2 separate regions of the Homo sapiens genome follow, and region 2 is linked to region 1. A link is an interaction called in ENCODE POLR2A ChIA-PET data of the cell type or tissue named here. Cell type or tissue: MCF 10A. All regions are shown on one strand. Links, peaks and the distances in the headings refer to the core of each region. The heading gives the core; the rest is flanking DNA. Region 1 has its middle 150 kb from the start of BMP2. Region 2 has its middle 230 kb from the start of BMP2.

Evidence for each region. ChIA-PET counts read pairs that join two places held together with the same protein. Peaks named below come from ENCODE experiments on the same cell type or tissue, not always from the same donor. Only the 100,000 strongest peaks of a DNase experiment are listed, where the experiment ranks them.
Region 2: POLR2A ChIA-PET joins it to region 1 with 13 read pairs; 2 of 35 experiments call an interaction of 5 or more read pairs at or near these places.

What each region holds. Positions count from the first base shown.
Region 1 is chr20:6,916,753-6,924,280 of GRCh38, forward strand. No RefSeq gene overlaps it. Among named protein-coding and RNA genes, the nearest start is that of BMP2, 150 kb to the left of the region's middle. In MCF 10A, for the core only: no CTCF peak of the experiment used is centred there; no DNase peak of the experiment used is centred there.
Region 2 is chr20:6,990,029-6,997,556 of GRCh38, forward strand. No RefSeq gene overlaps it. Among named protein-coding and RNA genes, the nearest start is that of BMP2, 230 kb to the left of the region's middle. In MCF 10A, for the core only: no CTCF peak of the experiment used is centred there; DNase peaks (open chromatin) are centred at 3,193 and 4,603.

The DNA.
Region 1 (7,528 bases), core at 1,129-6,128:
TGAGAGACGCTCAGCAGGTTAAGGAGACAAGGCAGAGAGTGCAGAGGTGTAAAAATTTAAGGGTGATTTCAAACCAGTATATATGCCTCTAGGAAAAGGATTTTAATCTTGGGATCCATGGATCGAAGTCAAGGAGTTTGTAATAGTCCATTTTCTGTTGCTTATAACAGAATACTTGAAACTGGATAATCCAGAAGAAAAGGAATTTATTTCTTACAGTTAGGGATGCTAATAAATCCAATGTTGAGAGGCCGCATCTAATGAGAGCCTCCTTGCTGGTTGCATGGCAAGGAGGATGACTGTGCACATGGGCTAGCTCAGGTTGCTCTTCCCCTTCTTGTAAAACCACCAGTTCCCCTTTCATGATAACTCATTAATCCATTAATCCATGAATGGATGGATTCATTCAATTCTCATTGAATTGAGCCCTTGTGATCCAATCACCTCTTTAAGGCCCTACCTCTCAATACTGGCATATTGGGGATTGAGTTTCAAAAAGTGTATTGGAAGGGACATTCCAACTATAGCAGGGTCCATGAACTTAATGGGAAAACATTACTTCTTTGTATTTCCTAAGCTTTTGTTGAAATATAGCTTTTCTACCAATTATAAATATGGACAAATAACCCACGGTAATGTCAGCATTCTGTAACATATTACAATACAGTTGTTGATGTAGAGACATCTGGTCTCAACAGATGCTTTACGTCCAACACTACTTAGATATTATGGTAAATATTAGACCTACCACTAGATCTTTCTACTTAAAGCGTTAGTAAGGGAGCACATGCCTCACTACAGCAATTAAAAATATTATTATAGATATGTGGGAGCTAAGCTATGAGGAGGTATAAGAATCATACAATGGACTTCAGGGACTTGGGGAGAAGAGTGTGAGGGGGGCGAGGGATAAAAGACAACAAATATGGTGCAGTGTATACTGCTCGGATGATGGGTGCACCAGGTTCTCACAAATCTCCACTAAAGAACTTACTCATCTAACCAAATACCACCTGTACTTCAATAACTTATGGAAAAATAAAATTAAGAAAAGACTATAAATATTTCATTATTGATGTTTTTCTTAATAATTCTATATATTTTATTTAATGCATTTAAAAATTGTTATTCTGAGAAGCAGTCAACGGCTCCATTGAATTGTAAAATGAGTCCATGTAACAGTAAAGGTTAAGAACCTTGGCTCTTAGAGGAAATTATTCTTCCAACTGGATACTTTGTGGTCCTTGATTTTGGAGAAGGGGAGGGGTATAAAGGAAGAGGAGAAAAGGAATCTGGAATTTGTTTTGGCCTAACAGAGCTTCTGATTGTTTCTGTTGGTTCTGTGTCCAGAGCTAAACACCTGCATAGCAATTTAAAAATGTGGAGAAAGGAAGAAAGAAAAAAACATAGTTTACACTAGACAGGGGCATCTAGGGCAGCACCAAAACAAAATCCTGGCCAGGTGCGGTGGCTCACACCTGTAATCCCAGCACTTTGGGAGGCCGAGGCGGGCAGATCACTTGAGGTCAGGAGTTTGAGACCAGCCTGGCCAACATGGTGAAACCCCGTCTCTACTAAAAATACAAAATACAGCCGGGCGTGTTGGCGAGTGCCTTAATCCCAGCTACTCAGGAGGCTGAGGCACAAGAATCACTTAAACCTGGGTGGCAGAGGTTGCAGTGAGCCGAGATCGCGCCACTGCACTCCAGCCTGGGTGGCAGAGTGAAACTGTCTCAAAAGAAAAAAGAAAAAAAGCAACAACCCCACAAAAAGTCTCACAGCAAAACAAAAAACAAAAAACAACAGCCTTCTCACGTTTTCTTCCCTCTTTTTGGACAATTTTTTTTTCTGGTGCCAATACCCAAGCTGCTTTTCCTTTTTTTTTTTTTTTTTTCAGCAGTGTTAGAAATGTAGTTTTACATATATTCTAGAAGATACTCACGCATTTCAATGTTACTTTCCATAGGAGGAACTTGTAGGCAAAGCTCCTGTGCCATTGATTGAGCCCTTTTTCCAAACTGTCACACACTCACAACTTTTCCTGCCTAAGTCTTTGCTGATGACTGTAAAGTCATAATAAAAGGCCAGCTTGCCATGGAGATTGCTATTATCTGTGGGAGAAGTTGGTTTATTTGCAAGACTATAGAAGAGTCTATGAACTTAGATGGGAAAATAATATTTCTTTATATTTCCTAAGCTTTTGTTGAAATGTACCATTTCCATCAATTATAAATATGGACAGTAAACCCATGGTAATATCAGTACTCTGCCATGTATTACGATACAGTGGTATTGTCAGTAGGGGCTAGAGGTATAAACTGACAGCTACTGTGTATGCTAAATTTCCAGCTGTGAACCACATTGACTTTGGGAGTTAATAGTTGAAGTAAAGTGTATGTAATGAGACATCATGTTTTTCCAGAGTTTCTGTTAAAATAGTCTCATCAGAGTAATATTGAGAGGAAGAGGCCCTGTCAGAAAGAGTTATTTTTTGCTTCTATGATATCTTTTGATTCTGCAAGGTGGTGGAAAGGAGAAAGCAAGGAGGAAAGTGGGAAGAAAATGTGGGCAGTGAACTTTACGGGGCCTGGGGGACAGACACAGACTTTAGTCAAAGATAGCTAGATTTAAATCTCAGCTCTGCAACTTTCCTGTGTGATCTTTGGCATGTAGCTTAACTTCTCTGAACTACCAGTTCTTCATTTGTAAAATGAACATAATAGTGGTATCCACTTAAAGAGTTATCATAAGAATTTGATAAGCTAAGCATGGTGGCTCACACCTGTAATCCCAGCACTTTGGGAGGCCAAAGTGGGCAGATCACTTGAGGTCAGGAATTCGAAACCTGCCTGGCCAACCTGGTGAAACCCCATCTCTACTAAAATAAATAAATAAATAAATACAAAATACAAAAATTAGCTGAGCATGGTGGCTCACACCTGTAATCCCAGCTACTCGGGAGGTTGAGGCAGGAGAAATCACTTGAATCTGAGAGGCAGAGGTTGCAGTGAGCTGAGATTGTGCCACTGCACTCCAGCCTGGGCGACAGAGTGAGACTCATCTCAAAAAAAAAAAAAAAAAAAGACAGAATTTGATGGCATATAATGCATTAAGACATTTGTCACAGTGCATGGTACCATGTAATAGGAACTTAATAGAGGGCAGCTTCTGGAAGGCTGCTGCTGTGACCAGATGAGTATGTCAGCTGAGCTGTCAGAAGTGACAAGACTACGAGCAGCTGCTGTTTTGACACGTCTGCTATGTTTGTCTCTGTGATCAACCAGCAATCCTGTCCCACTGGGGAGGGGTGTTCTTGGCATTGGTCTGCCAACAGCCTGTCCTCCTTCCTTTACTCTTAATAATCTTGGTTTTTTTTTTTTTTTGAATTAAGTAACTGACTGTGTCAGTTTTGCTAACTGAAAAATCAGGGTCTTAATAATAGTTAGCATTTACCTGCCTCACATGCTGGATTAATCAGCGTGCTTGTGAAGTCACAAATTTCTTAAAGTCGAGATAGTGACTCTGCTACTCCCGTAATGAGGGTGTGAGCACTGAGGTAAGTGTATATATACAGATTCATATCTGTACTTGAGCTTTTGTTCATATGTAGTTAATGTTTTAAATGGGATAATTGTTTGACTGATAAATAAGATAATTCATGTGAAAGTCTTTGTAAACAGCTAAGCATTAGTAAAAGCCAAACTTCATACTTATTAAAGTTGTGCCCGAAATAAAAATCATGTAACAGCTGGAAAATTACCAGCTATCAAGGAAGAAGTCAAGTCCCTGGGGAGTAAAAGGGGCTAGGAGAACCCTAAGCTTTAGACCTGGTTGATCACTAAATAACCAGGGAAGTTACTGCTCCATTTATAATCTTATCTTCCTCTTCTGTAGAATAAAAATACTGTAGGCTTGGCCTATGTTTCAGCCTTCTTGAGAATCATTCTCGGAGAATGATGCTAAAAAGTGCTTGATGAAAAGTATGGTAGGTGAAATTTTGGGATGGTCCTCTACATATTTCCTGCTTCTTCCCATAGTTGGTAATATAAATCTCATTCATAAAATAACACTATTTTTAAATCGATTTAGTTCTTAGTAAGGACCTTTTTAAAAAAGTTCAGTGAGTGGTTAAAAACCCTCATAATGGTCTCTAGCCTCCTGCCGTTTGGACCTGGACTAACTTAAAAATGATGCCTGCCTTGCTTCTAATTACCTGTGTGTTTATTGCAACTAATAAATGTATTTTATACAAGTTATTATTTTACAGCTTAGATTTAGCTGCTTATTTGTTTAGAAAAAAGTTTGATAACAACAAAAAGCATAGCTCATCTCCTCATGGACTGGGGCATTCATCTGCTTTGAATGTGGAGACAGAAACCTTATAGACAGTTTCAATTTGTCTTACATTTATTGTGTACACAACTGACTGGTCTAGACACTATGAAGACAACAGAGGGGGTAAGATATAGTTCTGCCTTTAGGAGTAAAATGATCAATCATTCTCTAAAAGACTGTCCGTTTGCCAAACAGCAAAAAGAAACCAACTGGTTGCTAAATACGTGATTTTCATTTGCCTCATATCTGCACTGGCGTCCAACACGGAAGCAGTAAGTATGTATCCACGTGTGCAGAATGATTCGCCCAGGGCTAGTTTAACAATGGCTATTATTCACAATAATAAGCTAGTTTGCATTGACACTCCTAATTCAAAGTGATGTCGCGCCTGCTTTCAAAATAGGTCAGCTTGATAGCTTATTGGCGTAGTCACCCTTGGGAAATCACAAAGAGATAGCTCTTTACCAAATTAGTGGCTGATATCCAGGCTTGGTTTGAAAACTGTGCTTTGAGGGAGACTTGTTTCTTGTGCTTGACCAGAAAAGCACAGAAACACTGAATTATAATGTACAGCTTTTAAATCCAAGATTTGGCTATACATTTAGGATAGTTTATGCAAAACTGGCAGAGGTTGGTTTCTAGCTTTTTTTAGTTTCTAGGTTTGATCATTTCCCTCTGGTTAGTGTGGAGAGAACTAAAGCCTTCTGTTCTGAACAAACAACCACAACCCAAATAGGCCAAGAGACTAGGAAAATACCAGGACAAGTGAAATGAGGAGTGTCCTTTAGGGCAGCCAAGCTGAGGCACAGAGCTTAAAACCAATGCTAGGGCATGCCCGAGAGATTTCTTAAGAGGGCTGATGGCACTTCTTTTTGAAGCTGTAAAGTAGTGGCTGTTTACATTAAGGCAGAAAAAATGTCAAATACTATACAGCTGTGTCTGTCATGCTCTTCTGCTATTTTTTCCTCTGTGTACCATTTTGGTAACAGTTTCTTCATTTTTCCCTGGGGACCCATTTCTTTCCTATTTTCAGATCCTGAAGTTTGGATGGGACTTACAGCCTCTCTTTGCTTCCACCACCACCAGTGATAGTCACATGGCCCATACTTGACCAATCAGAACACTGTATCCCCAGCCAGAATGATTAGTTTGGAGTATGCTCCTGGTGTACCATACAATCAGAGAGCCTCATTCCCAGGGCTTCTGCTAGAGATTTTAGGGAAGAGGTGCTCTGTTCTTTCTAGATTAGATGTACCAGCAGTATGTAAACCTAACATTCCTGGAGACCATCTTTGTCACCACATAAAGGGATCTCCTCTGAGAACGACAACAATCCAGAGGAAAATAGAATTGAGAGATGGTGAGGGGTATACTCCTGATAACACCAATTGAGTTATATTAAAAGGGGATCTAAGTTCAGCTTTGCCTAAACCCTCAGATCCAGTTAACTGATTTTTCTCTTTGCATAGATTAGTTTGGGTTATGTTTCTGTTGCTTGCAATGAAGAGTGCTTTGAATAATATGTGGTCTTTTATAAAGCCTATGTGTCAGTCATCTACTGCCATGATAATGCTGCATAACAAAATACTTAAAAAAAAACAACCTCAGGGACATCCAACAATAGTCATTTCTTTCTTTCTTATTTATTTATTTTCTTTCCAATTTTTATTTTAGGTTCAAGGGGTACACATGCAGGTTTGTTACATGGGTAAAGTCTTTCTTTTTAGTGTATTCATGAGGTAGTTGAGATTGGGTTTGTCCATGTTGGGTTTAGCTAGAGTAGGTTCCTAGCTTCACGTTGTTCAAGTGTACTCCGTGTGTCTCTTATCCCTTTTGAACAAGTGGTTATTTGGGGCATGTTATAATTTTCATGGTGACTGAAAGCAATGCCAGACAGCAATCCCAATTATACAAGCACAGCTCAAGCCTCTTCCTCTGTCGTGTTCACTAACATCCCATTGGACAAAGCAAGTAACTTGGTTAAGTTCAGCATCAAGGGAGTGGAGAATGGCACTCTTTCCACGAATATGGGGGAAAGGGAGTGAATATTTGATGAACAATAATCTACCACATCCTAAACTTAACCAAAGGAAATAAGGACTAGGCATTATAGAATCATGGAATTCTAAATCTGCTATAAATATAGTAACAAACAGTATGAAATATTTTAAATACGTTAATGTAACAAAAGGCTATTTTTTAAGAACTGAGATATGTGTATTCCTGAAAGATTCAAGTTCTGTTTCAAATATTAATGATGTTGAAATTTGTTTGTTTGTTTGTTTGTTTGTTTTGAGACAGAGTCTCGCTCTGTCGCCCAGGCTGGAGTGCAGTGGCGCGATCTTGGCTCACTGCAAGCTGTGCCTCCTGGGTTCACGCCATTCTCCAGCCTCAGCTTCCCACGTAGCTGCGATTACAGGCACCCGCCACCACGCCCGCCCGGCTAATTTTTTGTATTTTTAGTAGAGACGGGATTTCACCGTGTTAGCCAGGATGGTCTCAATCTCCTGACCTCGTGATCCGCCCACCTCAGCCTCCCAAATTGCTGGGATGACAGGCATGAGCCACAGCGCCCAGCCTTGAAATTAGTTTTGAAATAAGTAGAATATTTTATGGCTGCCTCCTTCTGGCTAAGGGATTACTTCAGTGATATAGTTATCAACTGATATAGACATTCAATAGCAATTTGTGTAAGTTGATTTTGAAATTCAAAATCTTATATCTTATATCAAACATTGTACAAATATCATGAACTATACAGGGAGTGTAAGATTAAAGGAGAATAGCTGAGTGTGGTGGCTTGTGCCAGTAATTCCAGCTACTCAGGAGACGGAGGCAAGAGGATCACATGAGCCCAGGCATTTGAGACCAGCCTGGGCAACATAGTGAGACCCCATCTCTACAAAAATAAAATTAGAAAACATAGCTGGCCGTGGTAGCATGCACCTGTATTTCCAGCTACTTAGGAGGCTGAGGGGAGAGGATCGCTTGAGCATAGCAGTTCAAGGCTGCAATGAGCTGTGACCACACCACTGCACTCCAGCCTGGATGACAGAGAAAGACTGTCTCTTAAAAAATATAAAGGAGAGGCCGGGCACGGTGGCTCAGGCCTGTAATCCCAGCACTTTGGGAGGCTGAGGCGGGTGGATCACAAGGTCAAGAGATCGAGACCATTCTGGCTAACACTGTGAAA
Region 2 (7,528 bases), core at 1,762-6,761, 74 kb after region 1:
GAGCTGGTCCTCATGCATCAGTAGCTGATAATGGGGATACACTCCAAGGAGCTATAACTCAGTGTATCACCAACTATAGTCACAGTGTATTGGGTTTAAAGGTAGCTTCCAAACAGATGTCTACATCTTAATCCCTGCGAATTTTGCCCTACATGCCAAAGAGTGAATATTACCTTAGATGGCAAAAGATGTGATTAAGGATCTTGAGAAGAGGCATTTATCCTGGATTTTATGGGTGGGCCCTCAATGTAATCATATATGTCCTCACGAGAGAGAGGCATATGGAGTTTTGAGGTAGACACATGGAGGAGAAGGCAAGCTGAAGCCAGAGCAAAGAGAAATGCAGCCATAAGACAAGGGATAACTACAGCCACCAAAAGCTAGAAACAAGGACAGTATTCTCCCCAGAGCCTCCGGAAGGAGGGTGGCCCTGCTGACACCTTAATTTTGTACTTCCGTCCTCTAGAACTGTGAGAAAATCAATGTCTATTGTTTTAAGAAACTAAAGTTGTGGTTATTTGTTACAGTGACCCTAGGAAACTTACACACATGTTATGTATAATATTTTCCATTGAACATCAAATAAGGGTTGACTACTCCTCCATGGGCCAAGTATAGAGGACGCAGGAAATATTTCTCAAGAAGAGTGATTTTAAAATTGAGTTTTGAAGGGTTCCCTTAGTTAGAAAATAAATAAAAAGGACATTCAAGAAGGAGAAATAGCACAAGTGAAGGCATAGGAAAGTGAAATGCGATGGCTTCTGGACAGAAGGTGGTTCAGTGGCTCTGGATTAGAGACATGGGAAGAAGTCTTGAGAGCTGGGCCTGGCAAGTGGAAGCATGTGAAGAAGCCTTGAATGGCATGCTAAAGCTTTTGACGTGGTGGTAATCTGATAGACAATGATGATTAATCAAGGCTCTTGGGACAAAAGTAGTGATAAGATATAATCATCTGGAGCTCCATAGAAGTGGGAACTAGGAGATCAGCTAAGAGAATTTTGCAATAGTCTGATGAGAGGGAGAAGAGGGAATGCACAGTTGGCCATGGCTGTAGAATAAGATTCAAGGTGACAGACCTGGATATATGTGGGTACTGAGGAGGAAGAAAGTTGAGAATAACTTGGAAGAGTCTACTTCCAGATCTGGGTGGAAAGAAAGTGGCATTGACAAAAGAGAATGCAAATGTGGTAGAGGGAACATTTTTGAAGGAATGTAAAGACACCCTATTATATGGCAGGATAGGTGATGTGGTCAGCTTTGTGTCCCCACCCAAATCTCTTCTTGAATTTTAATCCTCATAATCCCCATAATCCCTACGTGTCAAGGGAGAGACCAGGTGCAGGTAAATGAACATCATGGGCGGGGGGTGGTTCCCCTATGCTGTTCTGGTGATAGTGAGTGAGTTCTCACGAGACCGAATGGTTTTATAAAGGGATCTTCCTCTCTTCACTCAGCAACTCTCCTTCCTGCCACCTTGTGAAGAAGGTGCCTTGCTTCGTCTTCACCTTCTGCCATGATTGTAAGTTTCCTGAGTCCTCCCCAGCTATGTTGAGCTGTGAGTCAATTAAACCTCTTTCCTTTATAAATTACTCAGTCTCCGGCAGTTCTTTATAGCAGTATGAAAATGGACTAATACAGTGGGTATTTTATCAGCCCAGTGACCTTGACCACTGCACCTCTCTCTGCTTCAGCCTTCTTATCTGCAAAGCAGAGAGTAGAGGCATTGCAATGTTATTTGTCTCACAAGGATGATGTGAAGATTTAAAGAGATAACATCTGTGAAAGTACTTTCTAAACCATTTTAAAAAATTATATGAAGGTGAGCTAATTTATAATGGCCTCTATCTGGGAAGTGATCATCTTTTGGGCATGCAGGTGGTTAATGCCACACAGGTCTGGAACCAGGGGAGGCAGCAGGGCAGCAGGTCCAGATTTGGGCCTCCTCAGCAGCCAGGTGATATCAATCATCTGATATCCCCACAGGGCAGAGAAGAGAAAAGGCTAATGCGGAGTCCCTAAAAATTGCTGGCTCCTTAGATGTAATCAGAAAATAAAAACAAATGAAGAAAAGCAGTATCATGTGGAAAGACAATCAGAGACTGGAGGAAAGATCTTTGAGAAAGTGCAGGGACGGGCGTTGGCTCTCTACATAGTCCTGTTAATAGCAACAGGCGCAGTAGATCTAAATAGAAGTAGGCAAGTTTGATCACATGAGGATATGTAAGAAATAGTCGAAAGCCATGTGTTTCTTTCAGAAGCTAGGCTCTAGGGCTCATTTGTAAGGGTAGCTCAATACCACTTATAAGCTTGTGCTGAAAGGGGCTGGCTTGCAAACGATACATTCAGCAAGCCCATGCTGAAGTTCTAGTTTTTTGTTTATTAATTGAGGTGAAATTCACCTAACATAAAATAAACCATTGTAAAATGTATAATTCAATTGTATTTATTCAGTACATTTATAATGCAATGCAACTATTAATGCTATCTGTTATAGGCTCAAAACATTTCATCACCCCCAAAAAGAAACCCTGTACCTATTAAACAGTCACTTGCACTCTCCCCTGCCCCAAGCACCTGGCAACAGATAATTTGCTCTCTGTTGCCATGGATGTATCTGAATATATACCCCCAAATAATTGAAAACAGGTATTCAAACAAATACTTGCATATGAACGAAGATCCAATTTTAAATGGGCAACTTTGAAAAAAATCAGTCTGTAGGTCAGTTAATCTTAGAAAGTGAGTCTATAAAGAACAGGCTGGGTGGCCACAATGCCCATTGAATTTATTAAAACCTGTTTTTATTTTGTACCTTAGTTCAGACTGTTCTTAGTGCCAAAAGCAGAATCAGAAGATCACAATGGCTTCTAGAAACAAGATGAATTAATATGAATGGTGAGTTCTGAGTGAGCCAGGTCATAACTTTCAGTAAGAAAAACACAGAATCCAAATTTCATTGTTTTCAGCTTTTGTTTTAACTGTTTTATAATTGGGAAATTTTGCCCTCAAATGAATACTATTGGTAAATAATCCTTTCTAATTGAAGGCTTAAAATGTCTGGGCAAAACTAAAAATGACTCCCTACCCAAGGTTTAGTAATAGTTAAGGCATTCAAACAGGAGCAGGCTGAAGAATCGTCTTCAGGTTTGGTCTTAGCAAACCTGCAATTACTCATCTCCCCATCCAGACTTACCCTGAACAAAGCAAAGGGTAACCAAAGTGCATTAATCGCTCACTGATGACTCAAGATAAACAAAAACCTTATAATCTTTGTTTCAAATAGTGTGCATTGAGATACATAGAGAGAGAGAGAAAAAAAAAACAGTCCCTCTTAGGTGGTGAATAACCATTTACCCATCAGATCTTCTCCAAGTCAAGAGTTCCACTGCCTATGTCAGGCTTTTGGACACCGCACATAAAACAAATTAAGCTTTATTAACTTAGTGGAATATTTGGAAATACTAATTTTACAGGTGCATGAGAGAAAACTGCAGTTCCAAGTATTAGAGTACCATTAAATATAATACACTCCGTATGCAGGGGCAGTTATTTAATATTAAACCAATAAAACATTACCAGTGCCGGTGAGAGTTTTGGTTGTTGACAGCAGGCTAGGTGTCCCACAGCCATGCCGTCTTTCTGTTTGCAGGCCAATTTTACACAGCTGCTTTCTTCTGGAAATCATGCCTCATTTGAAGCCTTCGCAAGTATGACAAATAGCCTCTCTAAGCCTTAGCGACGGTGGAGAAACTTGAAAATATTTAGGAGCATTTATTAACTAGAATATGAAAGAAGATTTAGTTCAACTGCAGCTTTTGACTGTGTGGAGGTCTTGTTATTGTAAGAAATGCTATCTGTTTGGGCGTGTATATCTTTTGCAGGACACTGTGTAAAATTATCACCCTGAGGGCAAAGCTAAGTTTAAACTGCATAGAAATTCTAACGTTGATCTATAAGTGGACAAAATTAGAATCAAGTCTTTACTTTCAAACTCAGCTGTCTGGTGGTACTGCTGATCCACATGCTGCCATTCTACGTATCACAAATGTCAGATAGAGCTCCTTGTACAGGGAGCTTCAAATCTGTGCAGGAATTTAGGATTTATAGGAAAAAGATATAGAAAAAAAGAAAGACTAGGTGCTAATTGAATTGTTCAAACCAGGCTTGCAACATGCAAAGCACACTGAGACTAAAGTCAGGAGAGGTGGACCCAGCTGTTGGAGTTTGGGATGAATAATGGAGGAAGGGAGGACATAGGCAACTGGCAGGGGCTAAGGATGGGGTGGGGTGGCTCTGTGCACACAACATGACATATTTTGAGAAAAAGTGAACCAATATGGCTAAAGTGGAGAGTTCATGAAAAGTCCATGGAGGCAAGTAGAAGGAGAGAAATGTAGATACATTGAATGGTCCCATTACAGAGGCTCTTGAACACCAGGATAGGATATAGATCTTTTATTTAACTACAGGAAATGTGGGGTGATGAGGGCTTTGGGAACATGAGTGTGACATAAGAAGGAAGGGTTTGGGGAAATTCCATTACAACAGCCTCTTAGATTAATTGACATGGAGAGAATTGAGAAATGCCCAGTATGCTTAGAGGATTGAGTAATGAGAGACCTGCACGAGGTTGGAATTGGCAGTGATAAAAAGGAATGGAATGTTTTAAAGAATCATTTGAAAGAGAGAAACATTTTGAAGGAAGTATTTATAGGACCTGAGAACTCACTGGGTGTAGAGAGTGACGTGTGGGCAGGTTCAGGCGGATTCTGGGACTTTGAGCCCAGGCCACTTAAACAACAAAATAAGAAAACTCAAAGAGTAAACTGACTTGGGGAGGAAAAGATGAGCTCAGTCAGTGAGATTTCTGAGGAAGACTAGAGAGCTGTAGCAGAACAGAGACAGAACCCCTTTTTGGCTTCTAGATATTTAGTGATAGAAGCAGAAGTGAAGCCAGGGGTGTTAAAGAATGGGCCAGGATGTAGTGGAAAACAAAATCTTTTGTTTCAAAGCACCTAGTCAATAAAAATTACTGCATTGAGGATTGAGAAAAAGTCATTGGGTTTCCTGAGTAAACAGCTATGCACTATTGCTAGGTAGGTGGGGTGTTGGGGGGATCCATTTCTGTAGGTTAAGGAATAAGGGGCTGCTTTCAAGATGGAAGCCGTGAATAGACTCCACTTTTGAAGAAATGAAAGTTAAAGCAAAGAGAGAAACAAGACAGGCATTTTGGTCTAATAGAAGCATCAAGAGTACACATTTTTGACAAAAGAAATAAGAGTTTAACTTAGATAAGGGAGAAATTTAAAAGAAGAACATATCAAAGACACTAAGTAGAGTGTGTATCATCTTGGAAGGTAAAAAATCAAGTATTAATAAAGCAGATCATGACTTCTACCAAGGCAGAAGGTAATTAGAGATGATGGCTGAAAACAACAGCGAGAAACATATATCAAAATTAATAGAAGTATTTGAAAGAGGGAACTGAATAACCATATGAACTAAATATTCTCAGTTACATAGAAAGTATGATTGTCTATTGGCACTAAAAAGTGGGAAAAAAATTTAACCCCTAGTGAAGTTTCGTAGAACTATTTTGGGAGATTTATTTTGTTTTGTTTTGTTTTTTTGAGATAGAGTCTCACTATCACCCAGGCTGGAGTGCAGTGGCACAATCTGGGCTCACTGCAGCCTCAACCTCCCCAGGCTCAAGCGATTCTCCTGTCTCAGCCTCCCGAGTGGCTGGAATTACAGGTGCCCACCACCACGCCTGGCTAATTTTTGTATTTTTAGTAGAGATGGGGTTTCACCATGTTAGCCAGGCTGGTCTCGAACTCCTGACCCCAAGTGATCCACCCACCTTGGCCTCCCAAATTTCTGAGATTACAGGTGTGAGGCACTGCACTCCCAGCCAGGAGATTTATTTTGAATCAGGAGAGTTAATCAGTTTCCTCTTATTCTATCAGGATTTGCTCATGGTGGCCTGGAGGACACTGTTTTGAGAAAGGTTTTCTGGGGGCATTCCGACTCAATTGCCAGGATGAATCAACGATGGTTGCCCTGAGCATGGGACTGGGGAGTGGCAGCTGCAGTGTTAGCCAGCAGGAGGAACTCTCAGGCAACAATGAATGTCAAAGAACCCAGCTCCTTAGCAGGGTTCGGGAAACTTGTGTTTCTCAGAATGGCACAGGGGTGAAAATACCCAAGGTGAAAAGTTGAAGTGGGAAGTTTAGGGTGTTCCAGCAGCCTCAGCATCACTGAGGAGCTTGTTAGAAATGCAGATCCTCAGGTTCCACTCTGGACTCACTGACACCAACTCTTCATTTGAATAATGTCCCAATGGAATCACGCACATCCAGTTTTGTAAAGAGCATTGCTGAGGTCTTCAATACAATGACCAACCACAGGGTTTAAGTAGCTGTGGGGAGGAGTCCCAGAAATAAAGAAGAATACTTATGTCAGTGTTTCTTTCTTTTTATTTTTTCTCTTCCTGTGTGTGTTTATATATATATACATAAATGTTTATTACACGTTAAGTTCTAGGGTACGTGTGCACAGTGTGCAGGTTTGTTACATATGTATACATGTGCCATGTTGGTGTGCTGCACCCATTAACTCGTCATGTACATTATGTATATCTCCTAATGCTATCCCAACCCGCTCCCCTCACCCCATAACAGGTCCCGGTGTGTGATGTCCCCCTTCCTGTGTCCAAATGTTCTCATTGTTCAATTCCCACCTATGAGTGAGAACATGCGGTGTTTGTTTTTTTGTCCTTGTGATAGTTTGCTGAGAATGATGATTTCCAATTTCATCCATGTCCCTACAAAGGACATGAACTCATCATTTTTTATGGCTGCATAGTATTCCATGGTGTGTATGTGCCACATTTTCTTAATCCAGTCTATCATTGTTGGACATTTGGGTTGGTTCCAAGTCTTTGCTATTGTGAATAGTGCCGCAATGTCAGTGTTTCTTAAGGCATAGTCTCCAGATAAGCTACATCTTCAACACCTCAGAACTTACTGAAAATGCAAATTCTCTGTCCCCACTCTAGATCTACTGAATCAGAAACTTTGGGTGTAGGGCACAGGAATATGTGTTTAACAAGCCTTTCAGATGATTCCTTTGTTCCCTAAAGTTTAAGAATAACATTCTAGATACTACTGGTAAAGTGTGCATACATAGATCATGAACAGGTGTAAAAGGTGAAGAAATTTAGCTTAAGAGTTTGGAGGCAGAAGGGTGTTAAAAGTTCAAAATGCAAAAAATAAAAAAGTAAAAGCCATCAACATTACTTTATACTACCAAGGGCTTAGCTAAATCAACCAAGGTGGAGGAGGCTGTTTGGCATTGTCGACACAGCAAGCAGCTGTCTGGATGAGTTTTTCATGATTAGTAGGTAGGCAAAGCCTTTACTTGAGGGAGTGCATTAGTTTAAGAGAAACTGGGTGATGAAAAGATTAAAACATACAGTAAAACACCATTCACATACATATAGACAATAAAATTGCAAAGTAAGTAAGCC